Linked DNA regions of Homo sapiens: all the other regions are linked to region 3. Evidence: chromatin contacts called from ENCODE Hi-C or POLR2A ChIA-PET data. All regions are on one chromosome and are shown on one strand. Each heading gives the region's core, a stretch centred on a gene start or an enhancer-like site at or near the end of the contact. The rest is flanking DNA. Distances are from core to core; before and after follow the strand shown.

Region 1 (3,432 bases), core at 666-3,165, 150 kb before region 3:
GAATGCAATAAAAAGAATCCGCACTTCAAGACCTCACTAACAACTACAATTTTTCCCCCTCTTAAATTTCCAGTTCTGGAAAAAACTCGGTCAGCCCACTAAAAAGCAACTGTAACATTCCTTTTAATCCAGAAAAATAGAGACAAAAATACACCTATTATAATACACCTATTATACACCTATTATAATAACGCAAATATCCATTATACAGCATCAAGGAGAGCACATGCAATAATGGCTGCCATTCCAAGAACATTTTTGTTAAAAGTTACATCGCATGCACAGAAGCTGCTTTTCCAAAAGTAAACATATATTCATTACACTGAGCCTCACTGAAGCATCCTGTTCTTGTAAGGTGAGACTTGTAACCCACCTTTATATACAGAATCTAAAGACAACTGGGCCTTATATTGAACTCGCTCTCCAGTTAACTGTGTTAGTGAGGTTCCAGTACAGTTCCCCAAAGAAAGCAATTTGAATCAATAACCACACCAGTGCTACTCTGAATGTTTGCCAATAAGTAAATAAAATGCCTGACTCCAATATGAAGAACATTTTCCTCCTTCCTGGCTCCCCAGCTCCATTTAAAAATTGTAAACATGAATAGAAAGATAAACTTGAGAACAGCAAAGTCACCCATGCCATCAATAATATCCCTCTAACTCAGTGCCTAATTTTGCAGTTTTCCTCAAACAGGACAGTCTCAACCAGATGCCAGGAATTTAATATGGCTTTTCAAAGATATATCAAACTGTCTGGAATATGCAGTGATGAAAACTGAATATTGCTACTGAAACCATATTTAATTAAACACATGCTTGCTCAGAGCTTCAGAAATAAAGCTACAATGTTTTCTTCCTTGGCTCTCTTAGAAGCCACCCCAACAAGAGAGGGTCACCAGCTGCACTCCTGCTAACAGTTCTATCCTGAGCAACCCTTTCCCATCCACCCCCAAAAAGTTTTACTTTTATCTGTGGAATTCTCTGCCGGCCTCGGCCTGGAAAACTGGGTGGACCCTGAGGACAGGTGTCAGATCTGGCCTTTGGGAGGTGGCCCAAACTGACAAATTATTGGCAGCATAAAGCTATGATCTTTATAAACTTCAGTTTGAGGCTTTATGCCAGTAGTGATTCCCTCCCCGCTCCTTTTTTGAAGAGGGGAGAGAAAGCAAGCCAAAAGGATGAGTTTCAAAATAGAAAAAAATCACCACTTTAATTATGAAACCCTCCCAACTCAACAAAGAACTGTTAAAGGTAGCCAAATGGAAAATGTCAGGAGTTTTTTTTGGCACATGCGCAACTATTAAACATGAGAATTACAACCTCAAGGTGAGGGGAAAAGAGTAAAAAGCAGGAGCAGAAAAGGGGAGGACAGGGCCCAGCCAAAGACCCGTTTGCTCAAAAGGGCCCCTCTTGGTACTAACTCCTCCATGTGGGGCACCCAGGCTGGAGGAAAGCAGAGGGTTACACAGAACATTTAGCAGACTTAACATTGGATTAAACACACTACTGCAAGTTTCAACAAATGTTCATGGCATACGTAAAAACACATTTACAACAAGAAAGAAGAGAGGCACCTGGAGACATCTGACACTGGGCATGCTCTGCAGGCAACTCAGTGCGCACATGCTCTCTACCAGGTTGGCGCAGCCTAGCCACAAAGACCTTGGCACAGAACACTGCAGGATGACAAAAAGGAAGGAAGAGAAGAAGCAGTTAGAGGCCGCAACAAATCACTCCTTCACACAGGCAACTTGAATGTTAGTTGGGGCAGGGGGTGCACCCTTGGCAGTTTGGAGGTTAGGGATGGTCCCAGACAGCTCACTGAAACCTTGGGGGAGGGCCCACTTGATGTTCTATGGAAAGGAGGTTTCTGCTGCCAACCACTAATTTCTCAGGGTACAGTGAATAGAATCAAGAGGGACAGAGAGAATGTTTAAACAAAAACCCACCAAAGGGAACTGTGAAAGTTTGAGTGCAAAACAAGATTAGTGGTGAGATTGTCGACTACAATTTCATCAGTGCCACAGTTTCTCGTCTATGTCACATAACCATAATTGTCATCGTTGTTTAAGAACCTACAAAACCACAAAAAGTGCTATTTGCCCAGCACTTTACATTTGTTCTCTAATCCTCATATCATTGTAAGGAAACCGAGGCTCAAAGGTTAAGTGATTCGCGCAAGGACACACAACAAAGGAGGGGAGAGCCAGAATTTCAAACTTTGGTTTGTCTGCTACCAAAACCCACATTCTTTCCACAAGACTATGATGCTGCTATTGTGAAAACTTATATCACCCCAACTTTTATCATGTGAGTAAAGTTTTGCACCTCCCTAAGGTAAAATCACAGGAGACCTAAAGAATAAGGCAAAAAGAACAAGAAAGATGGGTGACAGACTGATAGATAAAGGCAATAAAAGAGGTGATTTAAAATGCATGATTTTCAGTGTCATCACATCTCCACCTTCCCAAAGGAAAAACATTGGAACGTCATGATTTTCATTTTAGACTTTGTTTACAAAGTCCGTCTGACATGACTAAGAATTAAAAAGCTTATTTAATTTACCTCTTCGATCCTCTTTTAAAAGCTTGCTGATTTTAAAGGAATTAAGAAAAAAAGTAAAATATAAAATGAACATATGTACTACGGCTACTACTTAATAACCATTAGACCATACTGTAAAGTTAATAACCATTAGACCATACTGTTCAATCATTCAGATATAAAGTCAATTAATTTACTATGGCAAAATCAATACTCATGTAACAAAAATTAAAGGTGAGTGTTTGGGTTCAACCAAAACATCCCAGAAGTCTTGGACCCAAGCTCATAAACTTGTTTGTTCTAGCTATAATTAGAATAGCCAAACACCCTCATTTGCCTGAGATAGTCCTGGATGACACTTATTGTCCCCTCATAACTTTCACTCTCAAAAGTGTTCTGGTTTAGTGGATAAATTCTATTATCACCCAACTGCAATACAAACAAAGATAGCTTTGCTTGAAATCAGAGAGACCTGGGTTCCTATCTAGTATCTGTCACTTACTAGTTACAGTTCACCTATGATACACGGAATATTGAGATTACTTAGAAAAGGCATTTAAAGAATACAAAATCAGAGGAACCAAATGGAATAAAAAAATTGAGCAGCTTTCTGGTAGCAATGAAAATGACACACTTCCAAGGTGTGCCTTTATTCCAAAGCCAATACAGTGGCAATATATCATTGAAACTCCAGGTACACAAATTTTGTTGCCTCAACACTTTGCAGAGTACCAACCACAGAAGGTGCTGAATAAAATAATGAAATAAAATAATGAAAGTAGTTGCCATTTATCAAGCTTCTGTTATGTGCTAGACAGCTGAAATAGTAAACTCTCACAATAACCCTGTAAAATAGGTATTATTCCATTTTATGATGAGGAAACTG
Region 2 (3,231 bases), core at 524-3,023, 130 kb before region 3:
GGCTAAGGCAGGAGAGTCGCTTGAACCTAGGAGGCAGAGGTTGAAGAGAGCCAAAATGGTGCAGCCTGGGCAACAAGAGTAAAACTCCAACTCAAAAAAAAAAAAAGAAATCTCTGGCCAGGCAGGGTGGCTCACGCCTGTAATCCCAGCAATTTAGGAGGATGAGACAGGAAGATCACTTGAGCCCAGGAGTTTAAGACCAGCCTGGGCAACATAGGGAGACCCCACCTTCACAGAAAATTTAAAAATTAGTCGGGTATGGTGGCACGTGTGGATCGCTTGAACCCTGCCTAGAAAGGTGAGGCTGTAGTGAGCCATGACTGCACCACTGCACTCCAGCCTGGGCAACAGAGCAAGACCATGTCTCAAAAAAAAAAAAAAAAGAAAGAAAGAAAAGAAAAAAGAAAGAGGAAGAGAAAGAAATCTCTGTTCTTTATAAATTACCCAGTCTCAGGTATTTTGTTATAGCAGCACAAAACAAACTAAGACAGATGCTGGGAATGAATATGCCATGAACTGAAGATGACAAAACAGATATGATCCTCGCCCCCATGGAGATTACTTTCTAATAAGAGCTGATTGTCTAGCAGGGGATTACGCAATACATTTGTGTATCAGTCCGTTTCATGCTGCCAATAAAGACATACCTGAGACTGGGCAAGTTACAAAAGAAAGAAGTTTAACTGGACTTACAGTTCCACATGGATGGGGAGGCCTCATAATCATGGCAGAAAGCAAGGAGGAGCAGGTCACATCTTAAGTAGAATGGCAGCAAGCAAAGAGAGAGAAGCTTGTGCAGGGAAACTCCCCTTTTTAAGAAAGATCAGATCTCGTGAGACTTATTCACTATCACGAGAACAGCATGGGAAAGACCTGCTCCCATGATTCAATCACCTCCCACGGGGTCCCTCCCACAACACATGGGAATTCAAGATGAAATATGGGTAGGGATACAGCCAAACCATATCAATTTGTAAACTACAGTTACATTAACAGCTGTAAAAATAAAAAAAGAACTGACTGCTGCTAGAGCATGACAAGGGAACTTAATCTATAAGGGTACCTAGGGGACCCAGGCATGGCTCCTAAGGAGTTGACACTTCAGCTCAACTCTAAAGGACAAGCAGAGGTTAACTAGACAAGGAAGAAAGGGTGACCCCTCCCTAATAATGAGAACAAATTATAATGCTTGTTGTAACCCTCAAGCAGGTTCAGAGGAACAGAGAAAAAGAAAAAAAAATCACTGTGACTCAAGTGCAGAAAGCGAGGGTGAAAAAGAGCAAAAATAGACAAGACTCAGGAGGAAAACAGAGGTGTCAAAGTTGGGGTTACTGACTGATGCAACCAAAATCATCAAAGGAATATCAAAGTAAAAGACAAACTACATTGGCACTTGAAACCTGTCCAGTGGTGCCCTCCACATATATAAGTTTTTTCAAGGTATTTCTATAAACATAATACAGGAAAAAACTGGACGAGAAATAGGGTTCAGTGCATATTAAGAAATAAAAGCCCACCTGAGAAGGGGAAGGAATTCCCAACAGAACCCCACCTCAAAGCAGCAAAGGCTAGTAGTAGGAGTGAGAGTCCTTGAAGCTGTCAGTGAAGCCAACAGCAACTGATCCTAAAGTGTCTCACAGAGAGCATCCAGAGCCAGAGTCTACGCAGAGAAGGGACCCAATTTCCATTTGCCATGGACAGTATGCAGAGTGAGGCAAACACTTCCACAGCTGGCTTTTAACAAAAATGGCCATTTCAATCACAAAAGGGCAGCAGCAGTGCCCCAGTCACGACAAAATCAGAAGTTCCTCACCCTAGTGATTTCCTTCCGCTACACTCCCCCATGCACCTAGAAGCAGCAGAGCAGAACTACAGCTAATTTTAACACTTCTCTTTCTTCACAAAAGAAATACGAATAGCCACAAACATTAGAAAAATACATCCAATGTCACTAGTAACTTAAATCTTTAAATCTTTAATTAAACTGAGATTTTTTGATTTATTAAAACCCTAAAATGGCATAAACATGAAGAAAGCATGTTTCATGCAGAGAATATAGTCTGTCATGTCACATCATGTTCATAAAGGTTAAGAACAGTGGGTAAAACCTTTGGCTATATGAAATACTCATGCTCTTAAAAAAAGTTAGAGACCATCCTGTGCAACATAGGGAGACCCCATTTTGTCTCTACAAAAACCCTATATTTTGTCTCTACAAAACTTCAAAAATTAGCCAGTCATGGTGTTGCATGCCTGTAGTCCCAGCTACTCAGTCAACTGAGGTGGATCACTTGAGCCTGGGAGGTCAAGGTATGAGCCACAATCATGCTACTGCATTCCAGCCTGGGAAACAAAGACCCTCTCTCAAAAAATAAATATATACATACATAATACATACATACATACATACATATGTACATGTATATGTATAGATGAAGGAAGGGAAGAATACATACCATATATTAATAGTAGTTATAATGGAAACTTTGTTCTTTTTCCATCTTACTTTACGTTTTTCATTACATTTTTCCATCTTATTTTACATTATATTTATTTTCATTTTTTCTATAATAAATGTGAATTGCTTCTGTAAAAAAAGGTAAGTTCCTATTCAATAATTTTGCAATTATTTTTTAATATATGTGTAAATAATGGTGGTGGACTAACTGGTTAACAACATGGGGGAAAAACGAACTTTGATCCCTACCGCAACCATAAAAAACAATTATTTTGAGATAGTAAAACCCTAAGACTTGTTTGAAAGCCTTGTTCCCTGGTGCCGTAAAGAAATGGCACTTGAACATAAATTTAATTTTCTCAGCAAGGCCATTTTTCTATTTTCTGCAGAAAGGGTACACTCGCCAGCAGCTTAGCCACGAGAGTACACTGAACAAACGAGACAGGGTCATTTATAACCTGACATGTCCACCCTACTGCCGTGTCCAGTTTCAATTGGCTGGAACAGGACCTCACATTTTGTATTTGTCCCGATTGGCTAGCAACTTAGAACTTTTTAAAAGAGGCAAAGGCAGAGGAGAACAAAGGAAGAAGGAAGTAACTTGTGGAATGCTGAGAAAGGTAAAAACACCTTCAAATAAGGAAGAGGAACAGGCTATGACCTAATGCTTGCTTGGACCAGTATAAGCATGCCAGGGCAAATACTTAAGCTAAATTGTGGGAGCTAAGAACATAAAGTATATTGATTTCTTTATTACAGCTAGCAGATATTTA
Region 3 (3,382 bases), core at 586-3,085:
CCGGCCAATAAGATGTATCTTTACATGCATTCCAACACTCTCAGTCTTTCCTCACACACCCGCTGCTAAGAGAAGAATTCAGCGCTACCAAGAGAAATTTTCTCCAGGGCTCCTGCCTTCTGTGGTGAAGTTTCATCTTGACTGAAAAATAGATTCAGGATGAAACAACACTTTGAGAGAACCCGGGATGCTCCATTTGAAACTCCCTGAATGGAATTTATGAGGGGTGTCCCCTGCTAGATGATGGCTGCCTTTGGACGATTCATCCCAAGAAGCTGCAGCATTATGACAACTTCAGGCCACCCCGGGCACCAGTGCCTGGTCTTGAAATGAGCTGTATCCAGGAGCTCCTTTCAGACTTGCAACGTGAAACAAGGAGGCAGCACAATGCCAAGAGGCTGGGCCTGAATACGGGAGAACTTGGTTCCAGCCTCTGCTCTTCTGCTTCACTGTCCACTCACCCATTCATTCAGGTGCTCACCAGGCTCCATCAGGAGCGAGACACTAGCCGGGATCAGAGAATACAATGAGGACCCTCGGGGAATCCACAGTTTAGTTGGGGGAGCAGAGAGTAAGCAAATAAACAAACATCTACTCCTAACATGGAAAGTGTTGGGAAGACAGGACCGGGGCTACTCAAGAGTGCACAGTAGGGGGTGTGACCTCGAGGGGACGGTCATGGAGGGAGGGCTGGGGGCTTTGGAGGAAGGACAGTTTTATTCAGCATACACTAACTGCACATCTATTATGTGCCCGACACTGTTCTAGGCACAGAGATGAAAGCAACCAAGTCCTGCCTGACATGCCACATGTTATTCCCGTGGTGGCGACAGGCACCTGGCAAAACCCCCGGAATGCCTGGCAGCGAGAAGGGCCCAGGGCTGAGAAGGCAGGGAGAAGAACACAGTGCTGGGGTGCAGGGTGGGGAGCTACTTTAGACACAAACTCAGGATCTGGGGGAGGTATTTCCAGGCAGAGAAAACTGCAAACAGACTGGGAGGCAGGAAACAGCAGGCTGGAGGGACCAGCGGGGACAGGACACAGCCTGGCCGGAAGGAGGGGGCCGGGGGTGGAAGCAGATAAGGCAGGAGACGGGCAGGGCAGTTACAAAGCCTCTGAGCCTCAGTTTCCCCATCTGTGACACGGGGGTGATAGCACAGAACCATTGCGCAGGTTTTCCTGAGGATTAAATGACAAACGCAAAGCACTGTGATGCAAGGTCCACTCGTGGCAAAAGCGAGAAGATGGTGATTCTTTCACCGGCCCATGAGCCAGTCCAGCCTTTTTCAGGCTGGGGCAAGGCTGAGGCTGAACTAAGACCCCCCGGCACCTCCTGGGAGTGGTCAGGAAAGCTGGCTTCTGAGCCCCGGTTAGTGCTAACTGGACAGCAGTTGCTATATCAGGGGACAGTCTGGCCAGCAAGAGGGGACAGGGGGCCCTCAGCCTCCTGAAGTGGGACCAACAGGTGCTGCAAGTGAGGTGCAGAAGCAGGAAACCCAGGTAGAGCCTGGCTCTGCTGATGACTCTGGCAGGCGGCTCCCCTGGGCCTCCAGGGTAAGAATGGGAAGCTGGCCCCACCTTCCTGCTGGGTCAGCCAGGCCCCCCTGTGGGCCTGGCTCCCTCGCAAACACCACTAAGGGCTGGCACATCATCCCATCCCAGGAAACCTTTTGGGAACAGTGACTGCCTCTCAGGCCCAGGGTGAGGATCCCAAAAGGTGGCCACTCCCCGACCACAGGCCCTGCCGATCCCTTCCTGAGAAGAGAGACGAGAAACAGAAACCACCAACGTGCAATGACACACCGTAGGTCCCCAGGGCCTCCCTCAGGCACGCACCAGCCAGCTCTTTGGGTAGCTGCTACTTCCCCTTCTGCCCCACACGATGGGGCCCAGATGGGAGAGTGGGGCAGCCCCACCTTGCAGCCCAGAGAACTGAGCCTGTTTGCTCCCTCCGCAGAGTTTATAAGGGAGTGTCCCTTGATAGCTGATGGCTGCCCTTGAGCAATTCAAAAGGGATTTTCACCATGCAGTCTCTTCTGATGAAAACACTCCCCCTTCTCCTCCCATTTTAAAATGTATTAGAGACAAGGGCGGCGGAGATAAGGGAAATCTCCCTTTCTCCGCTGTAATTTCCATAAAGAAAGAGATCATTTCTGCTGTGGCCACAGTTGTATCCCTGGCACGTTATCTGGAGCAGGAAGCACTCAACAGGTTTATCGAATGAGCATGCTCATAAATAAATAAAGAGACAGAATTTGCTAAAATGCCTTTACTCATATATGTAAAAAATAAAACTGGGTTTTAAAAACTTGTTTGCCAGCAATTCTATTTGTAGAAATCCATCTCTAAAACCAGATCTATAATATATATGGATGCTTATAAAAGCAACAGCCAAAAAGAATGGAAAATTGGAAATCATCCAAAGTGTTGCTGGAGCTTCATTGCTGAATGGTTAGATAAGTTGTGGTTCACCCCAGCTATGAAATAACATGCAGCTCTTAAAAAGAATGAGGCTGTATTTGTATGGACTAACTTGGAAGTGTATCTCTAATACATTAATACATGTCCCAAACATGTTGCTGACTGACTGATGAGTCTTATAAAATGTGTAGCATGATTCCAGAAATGATCCAAGTGCAGGTACTCCAGTAGAAGATTATCTTTAAAGGAATAATATATGCATCTTGTGTGTACATGTCTGCACGCATGTGCATACACACACACACACACCGGTCTGGAAGTCTGCACATCAAACTTAATGTTCATCTCCCTGGAAGTGGGATTTTGGTGGGGGCAGTGCACAGAAGGGACCTTACTTTTTTTTTTTTTTTTTTTTTTTGAGACAGAGTCTCGCATGTCACCCAGGCTGGAGTGCAGTGGTGTGATCTTCGCTCACTGCAAGCTCCACCTCCTGGGTTCACGCCATTCTCCTGCCTCAGCCTCCCAAGTAGCTGGCACTACAGGCACCTGCCACCATGCCCGGCTAATTTTTTTTTTTTTAGTAGAGACGGGGTTTCACCATGTTAGCCAGGATGGTCTCGATCTCCTGACCTCATGATCCGCCCACCTCGGCCTCCCAAAGTGCTGGGATTACAGGTGTGAGCCACTGCACCCGGCCAGGACCCTACATTTTTCACTTTACACACTTTTATTCTTTTTTTTTCAGATGGAGTTTCATTCTTGTTGCCCAGGCTGGAGTGCAATGGCACGATCTCGGCTCACTGCAACCTCCACCTTCCGGGTTCAAGCAATTCTCCTGCCTCAGCCTCCCAAGCAGCTGGGATTACAGGCATGCGCCACCACGCCCGGCTAATTTTGTATTTTTAGTAGAGACGGGGGGTTTCATCATGTTGGTCAGGCTGGTCTCAAAATCCCGACCTCA
Region 4 (3,399 bases), core at 236-2,735, 200 kb after region 3:
CACCATGCCCTGCCAACCAATTGTTTAGAAGAGCCTTTTCTTCTGCCCATGAATTTTGGAGGAAGTAAACTTGCAGCTGCTTGGAGTCCCTAAAAGGGAAAAAATTGGGGCTGCTCTCCAGTTGGCGAGAGCCTACCCAAGCGGGACACTAACATAGAGGAAAATACAGCTGAGAAAGAGGAAGAATCCAACCCCTGAGAAATAATCTGAGCCAAATTCAGCAATGCTTGAATCTACCCCGTGGAATTTTCAGTTTCGTAAGTCAGTAGTTTTAAATTTTATTTCCTGTAAGTCTCAGTTGAGTTTCTCTCACTTGAGGGTAGGAAAGGTTTTATTTGTCTTTGTCTCCCAAGTACTCAGTGTTAACTCATAAAGAAGCATCCTTGTGTGCCATATTAAAAGACTTAGGGCTGGGCGAGGTGGCTCACTCCTGTAATCCCAGCACTGGAGGCTGAGGCAGGCGAATCACTTGAGGTCAGGAGTTTGAGACCAGGCTGTCCAACATGGTGAAACCTTGTCTCTATTAAACATACAAAAATTAGCTGGGTGTGGTGTCAGGTGCCTGTAATCCCTTTTACTCGGAAGGCTTAGACGAGAGAATCGCTTGAACCCCGGGAGGCAGAGGTTGCGGTGAACCAAGATCGCGCTACTGCACTCCAGCCTGGGGGACAGAGTGAGATGCCATCTCAAAAAAAAAAAAAAAAAAAAAAGGCTTAGGCTTGATCCCCGGCAAGTGAGGAGTAACTGAGGAGCTGTAAGCAGCAAAGCTATATGAAGCGTTTCATGCATTGGAGCTATGGGTGGGTAGACCTTTCAAAAGCAAGCAGTGGCGTGAACCTGGGAAGCGGAGCTTGCAGTGAGCTGAGATCGCGTCACTGCACTCCAGCCTGGGCGACAGAGCGAGACTCCGTCTCAGAAAAAAAAAAAAAAAAAGCCAAGCAGTGGCAGACATGAAATCTTTACCTCATAGCCCCACCCAGCTGAAATTACACACCCTCTGACAACAGGAGGCCAGGGACCAAACTGAGTTGTACACTCCCTGTATAGGTATGTAAGAGATAGGGCTTCTGTTCTCCCCATTCCTCCCTCTCACCATACCTGGACTGCTTTTGGAAGGAAACTTCTAGGGGTCCATGAGGCAGGCCTGCACACATTCCAAGCAGGCAGTAAAGCGCATTTCATTCTGCATGGTGTCATCAGGCATTCGTTAAAGGAATATATGACCTGTGGGTGATTAAAATCTAATGAAAACAGGCATTCTCAGAATGACTTCCAGAATCCAGGCAAGAGAGCACTGTTAAATGTCTGGAAATTATTGTACAGTTAAAGCACCCACACTCCCTTCTCTCCCAGACAACCCTGGGTCAGAATTGATCTTCCCTGTCTTTGTTCTTCTACTGTGCTCATAATCTCTCAAGTGCAACACGGATCGTGATATTGTCAGAGGTGTGTGAACCAGAACAACTCTGTCTTGAATAGGAGCTGAGTAAAGTGAGGCTAAGACCTGCTGGGCTTCATTCCCAGACTGTTAAGGCATCCTGAGTCACAGGATGAGATAGGAGGTCAGCACAAACACAGATCATAAAGACCTTGCTGATAAAACAGGTTGCAGTGAAGAAGCCGGCAAAAACCCACCAAAACCAAGAAGGCCACGAGAGTGATCTCTGGTCATCCTCACTACTACACTCCCATCAGCATCATGACAGTATACAAATGCCATGGCAATGTCAGGGAGTTACCCTATATGGTCTAAAAATGGGAGGCATGAATAATCCACTCCTTGTTTAGCATATCATCAGGGAATAGCCATAAAAATGGGCAAACAGCAGCCCTCAGGGCTGCTCTGTCTATAGAGTAGCCATTCGTTCATTCCTTTACTTTCCTAATAAACTTGCTTTCACTCTACTCTGTGGACTTTCCCTGAATTCTTTCTTGCGTGAGATCCGAGAACCCTCTCTTGGGGACCGAGACCCCTCTCTTGGGGACCGAGACCCCTTTCCGGTAACAGCATGACTGTAAAGTGGAGTTGCTTTGTCTATATTCCCTTCTAGAGGTGAACCTTGAGGTCAGGGACAGTCTTACTCATCTTTATGGTCCCCTGCACACCCCCACAATGCCCTTAATACCCAGTTGTTCAATGGACTTGGTGAAATTTGTAATCTCTAAATAGGCCTTGTGAAACCAAACTACATATGGCCTGAGAAGGATTCTGTACGTCTTTATTTGAGTCTTTGTGGACAAACTGCAACCTAACTTAGTAAGTAGACAAGATTGAAAACCTAACTTAGGAGTATGCGCCTGTAACAATAGCTGAGTCCTGGCCAATCCCAGTGGCCATCCTTCAACCACTCATACACTGCTGAGTGTTCAAACTGTGTTCAAATAAGGCAAACGCCAACCTGTAACCAATCCGGCTGTTTCTGTACCTCACTTCTGATTTCTGTATGTCGCTTCCCTTTTTTTGTCTATAAATTTGTTCTGACCATGAGGCATCCCTGGAGTCTCTCTGAATCTACTGTGATTCTGGGGCTGCCTGATTGGTGAATTGTTTTTTGCTCAATTAAACTCTCTTAAATTTAATTCAGCTCAAGTTTTTCCTTTAACAGCCTGACTTTATTTTGTTATATATATATATTTTGAGGTGGAGTTTTGCTTTAGTTGCCCAGGCTGGAGTGCAATGGCGCCATCTCGGCTCACCGCAACCTCCGCCTCCCGAGTTCACGCGATTCTCCAGCCTCAGCCTCCTGAGCAGCTGGGATTACAGGCATACGCCACCATGCCTGGCTGATTTAGTATTTTTAGTAGAGATGGGGTTTCTCCATGTTGGTCAGGCTGGTCTCAAACTCCCAACCTCAGGTGATCTGCCCACCTCGGCCTCCCAAAGAGTTGGGATTATAGGCACAAGCCACGGTGCCCGGCAACAGCCTGGTTAAAAAAAAAAAAAATTGGGCCGGGCATGGTGGCTCACGCCTGTAATCCCAGCACTTTGGGAGGCTGAGGCGGGAGGACCACGAGGTCAGGAGATGGAGACCATCCTGGATAACACGGTGAAACCCCGTCTCTACTAAAAATACAAAAAAAATAGCCGGGCGTGGTGGCAGGCGCCTGTAGTCCCAGCTACTAGGGAGGCTGAGGGAGGAGAATGGCGTGAACCCGGGAGGCGGAGTTTGCAGTAAGCCGAGATCGCGCCACTGCACTCTAGCCTGGGTGACAGAGTGAGACTCCGTCTCAAAAAAAAAAAAAAAAAAAAAAAAAATTGAAAATAAACATGCTCCCTGAATCCATATGTTTATTAAGACTCTTTTGTGGCCAGTGACAGAAACTTAACCCAGTCACTTAAGAAAATCGCTGGTTCATTGATTCACCTTCAGGCACAGCTGGATGCAGAGTTTCAAACAG

The links. Hi-C counts contacts between places; a loop is a spot of excess contacts on that map. ChIA-PET counts read pairs that join two places held with the same protein, here RNA polymerase II (POLR2A). Pooled maps may share reads with other maps.
Region 1: a pooled map shows a loop between it and region 3 (7-fold over the local background). The contact joins two enhancer-like sites. A Hi-C loop is called at or near these places in 2 of 37 single-sample maps with no recorded cell type and 10 of 50 pooled maps. POLR2A ChIA-PET finds 5 or more read pairs at or near these places in 1 of 52 experiments (activated naive CD8-positive, alpha-beta T cell).
Region 2: a pooled map shows a loop between it and region 3 (6-fold over the local background). The contact joins two enhancer-like sites. A Hi-C loop is called at or near these places in 3 of 37 single-sample maps with no recorded cell type and 7 of 50 pooled maps. POLR2A ChIA-PET finds 5 or more read pairs at or near these places in 2 of 52 experiments (GM12878 and activated CD4-positive, alpha-beta T cell).
Region 4: a map of GM12878 shows a loop between it and region 3 (11-fold over the local background). The contact joins two enhancer-like sites. A Hi-C loop is called at or near these places in 1 of 168 maps with a recorded cell type or tissue (GM12878), 2 of 37 single-sample maps with no recorded cell type and 4 of 50 pooled maps. POLR2A ChIA-PET finds 5 or more read pairs at or near these places in 2 of 52 experiments (WTC11 and activated CD4-positive, alpha-beta T cell).

Annotation. Positions count from the first base shown.
Region 1 is chr5:171,956,021-171,959,452 of GRCh38, forward strand. FBXW11 (F-box and WD repeat domain containing 11) reads right to left here. Exons shown (of 14, transcript NM_001378974.1): 2 at 1,577-1,678. Among named protein-coding and RNA genes, the nearest start is that of FBXW11, 49 kb to the right of the region's middle. Within about 2 kb of position 1,916, at least 6 of the 41 ENCODE cell types and tissues checked have a DNase peak (open chromatin) inside an H3K27ac peak, as active enhancers do.
Region 2 is chr5:171,976,943-171,980,173 of GRCh38, forward strand. All of the region lies in intron 1 of FBXW11 (F-box and WD repeat domain containing 11), which reads right to left. Among named protein-coding and RNA genes, the nearest start is that of FBXW11, 28 kb to the right of the region's middle. Within about 2 kb of position 1,774, at least 3 of the 41 ENCODE cell types and tissues checked have a DNase peak (open chromatin) inside an H3K27ac peak, as active enhancers do; they include GM12878, where a contact is called at or near this core.
Region 3 is chr5:172,109,601-172,112,982 of GRCh38, forward strand. All of the region lies in intron 4 of STK10 (serine/threonine kinase 10), which reads right to left. Among named protein-coding and RNA genes, the nearest start is that of STK10, 77 kb to the right of the region's middle. RefSeq lists an enhancer at 1,488-1,957. Within about 2 kb of position 1,836, at least 25 of the 41 ENCODE cell types and tissues checked have a DNase peak (open chromatin) inside an H3K27ac peak, as active enhancers do; they include GM12878, where a contact is called at or near this core.
Region 4 is chr5:172,313,931-172,317,329 of GRCh38, forward strand. No RefSeq gene overlaps it. Among named protein-coding and RNA genes, the nearest start is that of UBTD2, 32 kb to the left of the region's middle. RefSeq lists enhancers at 1,790-1,879, 1,910-1,999. Within about 2 kb of position 1,486, at least 4 of the 41 ENCODE cell types and tissues checked have a DNase peak (open chromatin) inside an H3K27ac peak, as active enhancers do; they include GM12878, where a contact is called at or near this core.